Linked DNA regions of Mus musculus: all the other regions are linked to region 2. The links are chromatin loops, found by intact Hi-C in ENCODE. Cell type or tissue: heart. All regions are shown on one strand. Region 1 has its middle 12 kb from the start of Heg1. Region 2 overlaps Slc12a8 (solute carrier family 12 (potassium/chloride transporters), member 8). Region 3 has its middle 18 kb from the start of Heg1.

What was found. Hi-C counts contacts between places; a loop is a spot of excess contacts. Peaks named below come from ENCODE experiments on the same cell type or tissue, not always from the same donor. Only the 100,000 strongest peaks of a DNase experiment are listed, where the experiment ranks them.
Region 1: a loop joins it to region 2, with 2.4 times the contacts of the local background. A loop is called at or near these places in 7 of 42 quality-filtered maps.
Region 3: it touches region 2 in a loop (7-fold over the local background); 6 of 42 quality-filtered maps call a loop at or near these places.

What each region holds. Positions count from the first base shown.
Region 1 is chr16:33,671,246-33,673,745 of GRCm38, reverse strand. No RefSeq gene overlaps it. Among named protein-coding and RNA genes, the nearest start is that of Heg1, 12 kb to the left of the region's middle. In heart, a CTCF peak has its summit at 1,340 (motif pointing right); a DNase peak (open chromatin) is centred at 45.
Region 2 is chr16:33,605,605-33,608,104 of GRCm38, reverse strand. Slc12a8 (solute carrier family 12 (potassium/chloride transporters), member 8) reads right to left here. Exons shown (of 13, transcript NM_134251.3): 6 at 1,852-1,939. Among named protein-coding and RNA genes, the nearest start is that of Heg1, 78 kb to the left of the region's middle. In heart, no CTCF peak of the experiment used is centred here; a DNase peak (open chromatin) is centred at 964; H3K4me3 peaks cover 330 bases; H3K27ac peaks cover 1,869 bases.
Region 3 is chr16:33,664,998-33,667,497 of GRCm38, reverse strand. No RefSeq gene overlaps it. Among named protein-coding and RNA genes, the nearest start is that of Heg1, 18 kb to the left of the region's middle. In heart, no CTCF peak of the experiment used is centred here; a DNase peak (open chromatin) is centred at 1,077.

The DNA of each region.
Region 1 (2,500 bases), 66 kb before region 2:
CACAGGCCAGATGTCCTCTAACGCAGTCCCTCCCCATTCTCCGCAGCCAGCTGGCTCGTATTCCCCAGCCCGTCCTTCAGTCGTAGAGATGACTTGTCTAGTCTGACCAATGAACACAGGAGGAAGTCACACAGCCTTTCAGTCCTGATTCCCTCACCTCCCTGGTACTCTTCTGGTGCCGCTGTCTTCTCTTCCCTGTCATAGATGCTGAGAACCCTGAGGAAGACTACTGACTGGTTTTATGTTAACTTGACATAAACTACACTCATCAAAGAGAAAGGAGGCTCAGTTGAGGAAATGCCTCCATGAGATCCAGTTGTAAGACATTTTAATTAAGTGATCAGTGATCAACGGGGGCGGGGGCAGCCCATTGTGGGTGGTGCCATTCCTGGGCTGGTGGTCCTGGGTTCTATAAGAAGGCAGGCTGAGCAAGCCATGTGAAGCAAGCCAGTAAGCAGCATCCCTCCATGGCTTCTTGATCAGCTTCTGCCTCCAGGATCCTGCCTTGTTTGAGTTCCTGTCCTGACTTCTTTCAGTGCTGGACAGTACTGTGGAAGTGTAAGTTGAATAAACCCTTTCCTCCCCAACTTGCTATTTGGTTGTGGTTTTATTTTGTCACAACAATAGAAAACCTAACTAAGACAAAGACTGAGGGCAGAGATGTTTCAGCATGTACACTGAAGAAGCCTATGTCTATGGTGCCAATGCAGAGCCCCTCTCTCCCTCTGACTGATATCAGACTATAACGTGAGCTGAAATACATATATACTGTCAAGCCACTGAGACCTAGGGATCTTTATTATAGGAGCAAGCTGAGTTCTGACTAATATAAAACCACAGAGTTGCCCATGTCACGAGTGTTCCACTTCAGATTGATGCTGTCATTTGGAGTACCAGCCCTGTGACATGCAAATAAAGTGGCTGTACTTCAAACCAGGGATGTACACACCACCCAATCTTTTAAACCATGTGCTCTGTGTCACATCACCAAGCTGCTGGTTGCTACAGAATGACTGCTAATTCTTCGAGATATCACCTGCTCATAGGACTTCCCCCAAGTGACTCTGAATTAAATGGCCGATACTTTAAGGTAGTCTCCACATTTGGTGAGTCTAGCTTTTATTTTATTTTTTGAAGATTTATTTATTTATTCTTATGTATATGAGTACACTATAGCTGGACAGATGATTGTGATCCTTCATATGGTTGTTAGGAATTGAAGTTTTAGGACCTCTGCTTGCTCCAGTCAACCCTGATCTCTCTGGTTGGCCCGGCTCACTCAGGCCCCACTCAACTCTGCTCCCTCAGTCCCAAAGATTCATTTATTATTATACATAAGTACACTGTAGCTGTCTTCAGATGCACCAGAAGGGGGCGTCAGATCTCATTACAGGTGGTTGTGAGCCACCATGTGATTGTTGGGATTTGAACTCAGGACCTCCCTCCTGAAGAGCAGTCAGTGATCCTAACCGCTGTGAGATCTCACCAGCCCTCCCCACGCTTCCCCCCCCCCCCCAGCTTTTAATATGGTGCTTTCTTTAACAAAAACAGCCAGGAACACAGGCACACAGGCACACCCAGGTGCTCTCTCTCGCTCTCTCTCTCTCACACACACACACCCATACACACACCTATACACATCCATACACACATCTATACACATCCATACACACATACACACACACACACACACACACACAGAGAGAGAGAGAGAGAGAGAGAGAGAGAGAGAGAGAGAGAGAGAGAGAGAGAGAGAGATTGTTGTTATTGTGTTACCAAAACAAAAGAGAAAGAACGAGCCTTTGACCGGTCTGGAACTCACTACCTAAAGTTGTCTTCTAGCCTAGACATAGGCTAAATTATATGCCATCACATGTACATACTCCCTTAAACTAAAATTAAAATAATTTTTTTTTTTTTTTTACATAGGCTTTCGCTGTGTAGCCCTGGCTGTCCTGGAACTCACTCTGTAGATCAGACTGGCCACAAACTCACAAAGATCCTCCTGACTCTGCCTCCTAAGTGCTGGCGTTAAAGTTGATCATCACCACCACCTAGTTAAGTTTAAAATATTTTATTTTTGTTTAGGGGTGTGTGTGTGTGTTTGTGTTTGTGTGTGTATGTGTGTGTGTGTTTGTGTATGTGTGTGTGTGTGTGTGTGTTTGTGTGTGTGTGTGTATGTGTGTGTGTGTGTGTGTGTGTGTACACATGTATGGAGGTGACCAAAGGAGCCAAAAGAGGGTGTTGGGTCATCTTGAGCTGGAGCTACAGAAGGTTCTGAGTGTCATGTCAGTCTTGGGAACCAAACTTTGGTCCTCTGCAAGAGCAGAGTGCTTTTAACCATGGAGCCACCTCTTTAACCCCAAAATAAAGTATCTTAGAGAAGAATGAAAACTCAGGCTGCCCATTATTTCAGGCCCCATTTAGGGAACCGCTCTACTTCTCCCTCTTAGAAGGAGGCTGTGGCCCCCAAACTCTATGAATGATGGGAATATTCACT
Region 2 (2,500 bases):
CCAATCCCACCAAGCCTCAGTTTTCTATGGGAACCTGAGTCATGAAAGAAGGCCAGCCATGGAGCCATGGAGAAGCCTGGGAAGGTGCATTTTGTACTCTTTCTACTCTATAGTGTATTTCTTGGCCAAAAGAAACCAAGGTAGCAGTGGTTTTAATCTTATATTAAGAAAGGGTATTGAAGTGGGGAAATGGGAAGCCCAGCTTCCCGGACTTGGCCAGGGTTGACCTGCTGTCCTGCAGTCCATCTATCTTCCTCCAGTAGAAGAATTACCCAGTCATGTGTTGGACCTCTCCGGTCTCTAGACCACAGGCAACAGTGTACTTAAGTGCTTTTGTTAACTTGGCACAAGCTAGGATCACCTGAAAAGAAGGAACCTCAACTGAGAAAATGTCTCTGTAAGATTGGCCTGTGACCCGTAGGTGAGTATAGCCGGCATTTTCTTGATTAAGGATTGATAGCGGAGGGTACAGCCCACTGTGGGTGGTACCATCCCTAGGCAGATGGTCTGTAAGAAAGCAAGCTGAGCAAGCCAGTAAGCAGCATTCCTTCATCTATCATCTCTGCTTTCCGCTCCTGCCTCCAGTCTGACTTTCCGCCATGATGAATGTATACTGAGATTAACTGTTTCCTCCCCAAGGTCCAGCAACAGAAAGCAAATGAAGACACAGAGGGGAGAATTAACAGGTGAAGCTGTAGAGTGGCTCTGCCATCAAGCTGTTCTGGGTGGCTGACTAAGTCACATGACCCTGAGATCTGCCCATTCCCGGCTGGGCCATGACACACAAGGCTCCTCTGACTTCCAGCTCTGTGTAAAGCAGGACAGGTGCTCATGTGGAACCTCCTCTCTCCCCCTCTCTCATGCTCAGCTCTTCCTGATCGTTTTATGCTCTTCACAATGTCCTTGCCTCTTTTATACACACGGCCTGGTGCCCTGTGCCTGGCTGGCAGCAAGGGACTTGTGTCAGTAAGCATTCACAGGCAGATATTTTAACATTTTCAAGTGCTGTCATTAAAATAGCACAGGCACTGCCAGCTCCTCGTGGCAGGGTTCTTTCTGCCTATGACCTCACTGCATTTCCGCACCTATTCAGTGAAGGCAGAGAGGTGCCCTCCTGCCTACTACACAGGGGAAATAACAGAAGACTCTAGAAGGAAAAAAAACAAAAAACAAAAAACCCAGACTCAAGGTCTTGTTAGTCAGGTGACAGCAGCGTGATAGGAACTAAAACCCCAGAAACCAGCAACTGAGGGAGGGGGAGCCCCATCTCTGAGCTTCTGCTACTTGCATCATGTAGCATCTCCCTCCATTCATTCGGTACACATATGACATGTAGACATCCCCATCCTCTCTCTCTCTCTCTCTCTCTCTCTCTCTCTCTCTCTCTCTCTCTCTCTCCCTCTCTCTCCCCTCCCTCCCTCCCTCTCTCCTTTCATAGAAGCTCAGAAGGCTGACAAATGGAATGCCGATGCTAGTCTATGAGATTACCCAATGCTTCATCCCCATGTTCCCACCATGACCCTGGGAACTCTGAATTAAAAAAAAAAAAAATCCCCAAGTTCAAAAGAAGGTGGAGAAGAGGCAGGGTGGTTGGGGGTGGGGCAAGGAAGGATTATTTTGCATTCATGATCCCCCTCCTCCCACAGCATTCTCAGGCAGGACTGTGAAAGGGCAGCATCAGAACCCACCAGACGTGAATTTTCCAGCCCACCGAGTGTAAAAAGGAGGATTGGAATACGAAATAGGTTGGTCACAGCCAGGGCATTCTCAGAACAAAAGGGGCAGCCCCCTCTTCTGCCTGGGTTTTCTCTCCCATTCTCCAGCTCAGACCAATCTAAGAGGGGAACTTACGAGACGCCAACAGCTGCTAGGGAGCCTAAGGGGACACTGTCAGCAGGGTCTCTCAGGTCTCCTCCCATGTTGAAGCCAGCCATGACTCCTGAAAGACACCCAGACAAGAGATGAAGTGAGGCAGGGTACTCTGTCAATCAAAGAGCTCTCCCCAGGGTGGTCCCTTCTTCTCCTCCAGGCTCTTTCCTAGAAGCTGTCATTTGAAGGACTGCAGGCTGGCCGCCTGTCTATCTCCCTAGGCAACTGGGGAGGCATCTACAGGGATGTGAAAGGGACCTTTGTGGATTGTGCGCTGAGGAGGAAACCCCTCCCTGCTACAAAAGCATCTTATCACTCCATGAAAGTGTTAAGGATGAGGGAGGTGTGATCAGAGCCACACAAAGGTCCTGATGGGGCATTCTGAGCTCTGCCTGCTTGCTTAGCTGGGACAGTGCCCAAGTGGCTCAGCGGGAATCAAAGGGCCTGCAGAGTTCTTCAGCAACTAATTCACAGAGGGTTCAAGCACTTCTGGGGTTAGGTATCATCCAGCAGCCAGGACCAGGTGCCATGTTCAGAGCTACAAATGACAAAAATCTGAGGTGAACACTCTGGCAAATCTTTTCCGTATTACCTCAAGTCCCAAGAACCCCAGTGGAAGCATTGGAAAGGT
Region 3 (2,500 bases), 59 kb before region 2:
GCCTGTAAGGTACTAATGAAATATCATTTCTATACTTCTGTTCTCCAGAACCAAGAAAAAAAATATATTTCTGTTGTTTTAAAGGCATCTAGTCTGTGGTTAAGACTTATGTATTTCATCAGTACTGTTCCTCCAGGGAATCCTGACTAATACATGCCTAACCCTTGTCTGAATGAGCCAAGCATGCTTACTCATCGTAGTGACCTGCAGTATGCGGGTTTTATATAACACTGGCTAATGTGCCACCTCAGGTTCCATGTGTACCACCTGTGCATAGTCAGGCTACTCGTTGCATCTCAGCTGTGATGACCCCTTCCAGGTGGACTCCAGTTAGGCTGACTCCATGCAGAACTACTAGGCACTCCCATGCATGCACATTACAAGTGAGGTGGAGGTGGCTAATGTCCTCCTAGGCTCCCCCTTTAGTTTGGGGAACCAGGAACCAGGAGATAACTCTTGACTCCTCCCCCCTCTGGAAGAGGGTCTTGAGAGAGGTGTTCTGCAGTCTCTTCACGAGGAGGCACGTGCTCCTGTGTAGCTTCAAATCCTTCCTCCTTGCCTTGGTCCTCTTGCTCGCTCTCTTTCCTGCCTCCCCTTACTGAAGTGGTAGCTTGTGAACATCAACCTGTTTAGCATCTGCCCCCCCCCCCCCAACACTGAGCTGCTCATTTTGTTTGGAATCCCTGACACTGAGTACAGTTTCTGATTTTTGTCATGAGCCAGTCCTCTCTTATTCTTCTCTGTAAGATGAATCATACTGGACAATGCTCTTCTTGAATCTTCTGTGCATTATTTTTGGCCTTGGTATCATCCTACTTAAGCTCTGTGGCTAGCCCGGCTCACTACCTCCTTCAAAGAGGTTGCTCTTTTAGCCTGGTGTGCAGCATTCAAAACAGCAAAAGCAGATGCAGTCAAAGTCTTCTCTGCGTTGTGCAAAAAGGCGAGAACCACTGCTCTGGATTATCTTGGGCTTCTGTATTATCGCATGCCTCAGAAAACAGAGTAGAAGATGGACTTCACATGTTCCCAGAAGGCAGCTGTAGCCTGCAGTGTTGGCTTTGAACTGCAGAGATGTGGTCACAAATCCAGGTGGCTGGCAGCAACCAAAGCTAGAGGAGGCACAAAACAAACTCCCCCAAAGATTGTGGATTCTTGGATTCAGCTTTGATGCTTGACCTTCGTTTTTGACTCAGTAAGACGGATTCGAGACTTCTGTACTCCAGAGCTATGAAAAAAATATATTTCTGCTGTTTTAAAGACATCTGATCTGTGTGATTAATTACAGAAGCCATAGGAAAATTTTTGAATGCAGGTTCCTCTTTAAAAGGGGCTTCTGATCTGGAGGTTGAGGACAGAGGGCTAGTTTAAGGCTAGCTTGGTCTATATAGTGAGTTCCAGGCTAGCCTGAACCACACTGAAACCCTGCCAACAGGGCTGGAGAGATGGCTCAGCAGTTAAGAGCACTGACTGCTCTTCCGAAGGTCCTGAGTTCAAATCCCAGCAACCACATGGTGGCTCACAACTATCCATAATGAGATCTGATGCCCTCTTCTGGTGTGTCTGAAGGCAGCTACAGTGTACTTACATATAATAATAAATAAATCTCTGGCTGGAGTGAGCAGGGCTGGAGTGAGCAGGGCTGGAGTGAGAAGAGGTCCTGAATCAAAATTCCCAGCAACCACATGATGGCTCACAACCATCAGTATAGCTACAGTGTACTCATATACATTACATAAATAAATAAATAAATAAATCCTTAAGGAAAGAAAAGAAAAGAAACTCTGTCAACAAAAGCAAACCAAAAGAGGTCCTCAGGGATCGTCACCCTGAGCCCTTCATGAATAGTTGGCTTTATTTCACCATCTTCCTACTTCAACCTGTTAGTAAGCCATGACCAGCTCAGTCTGTCTTCTTCTGCTTTATTTTATTTTATTTTATTTTATTTTATTTTATTTTATTTTATGTGTGTTGATGTTTTGCCTATATGTATGGCTATATATTACATTCTCTGGTGCCTATAGAGGCCAGTAGAGAATCTCTGATCCTGTAGAAATGGAGTTACAGTCAGTTGTAGGATACCACATAGGTACTGAGAATTGAACCTGGGTATTCTGGAAGAGAAAGAAGTGTTCCTGACCACTGAGCTATCTCTCCAAACTGTGTCCTTTAAAAAATATTTACAAAATTTTATGTGCGTGTGTGTGTGTGTGTGTGTGTGTGTGTGTGTATACGTGTGCGCGCCTGAATGAGGCTATGTGCACTATATGCATGCAAATGTCCATGGAGGATAAAGGGTATTGGATCCTCTGGAACTAGAGTTCCAGGGGGTTGTGAACCGTCTGATGTGAGCGTTGGAAACTGAACCTGGGTCCTCCGCAAGAGTAGTGAGTGTTCTTAACCACTAAGCTACTTCTCCAGCCCCTCAGACTGTGTTTTTATGATATTTTCTTCTAAAAGGTTTGTGTGTGTGTGTGTGTGTGTGTGTGTGTGTGTGTGTGTG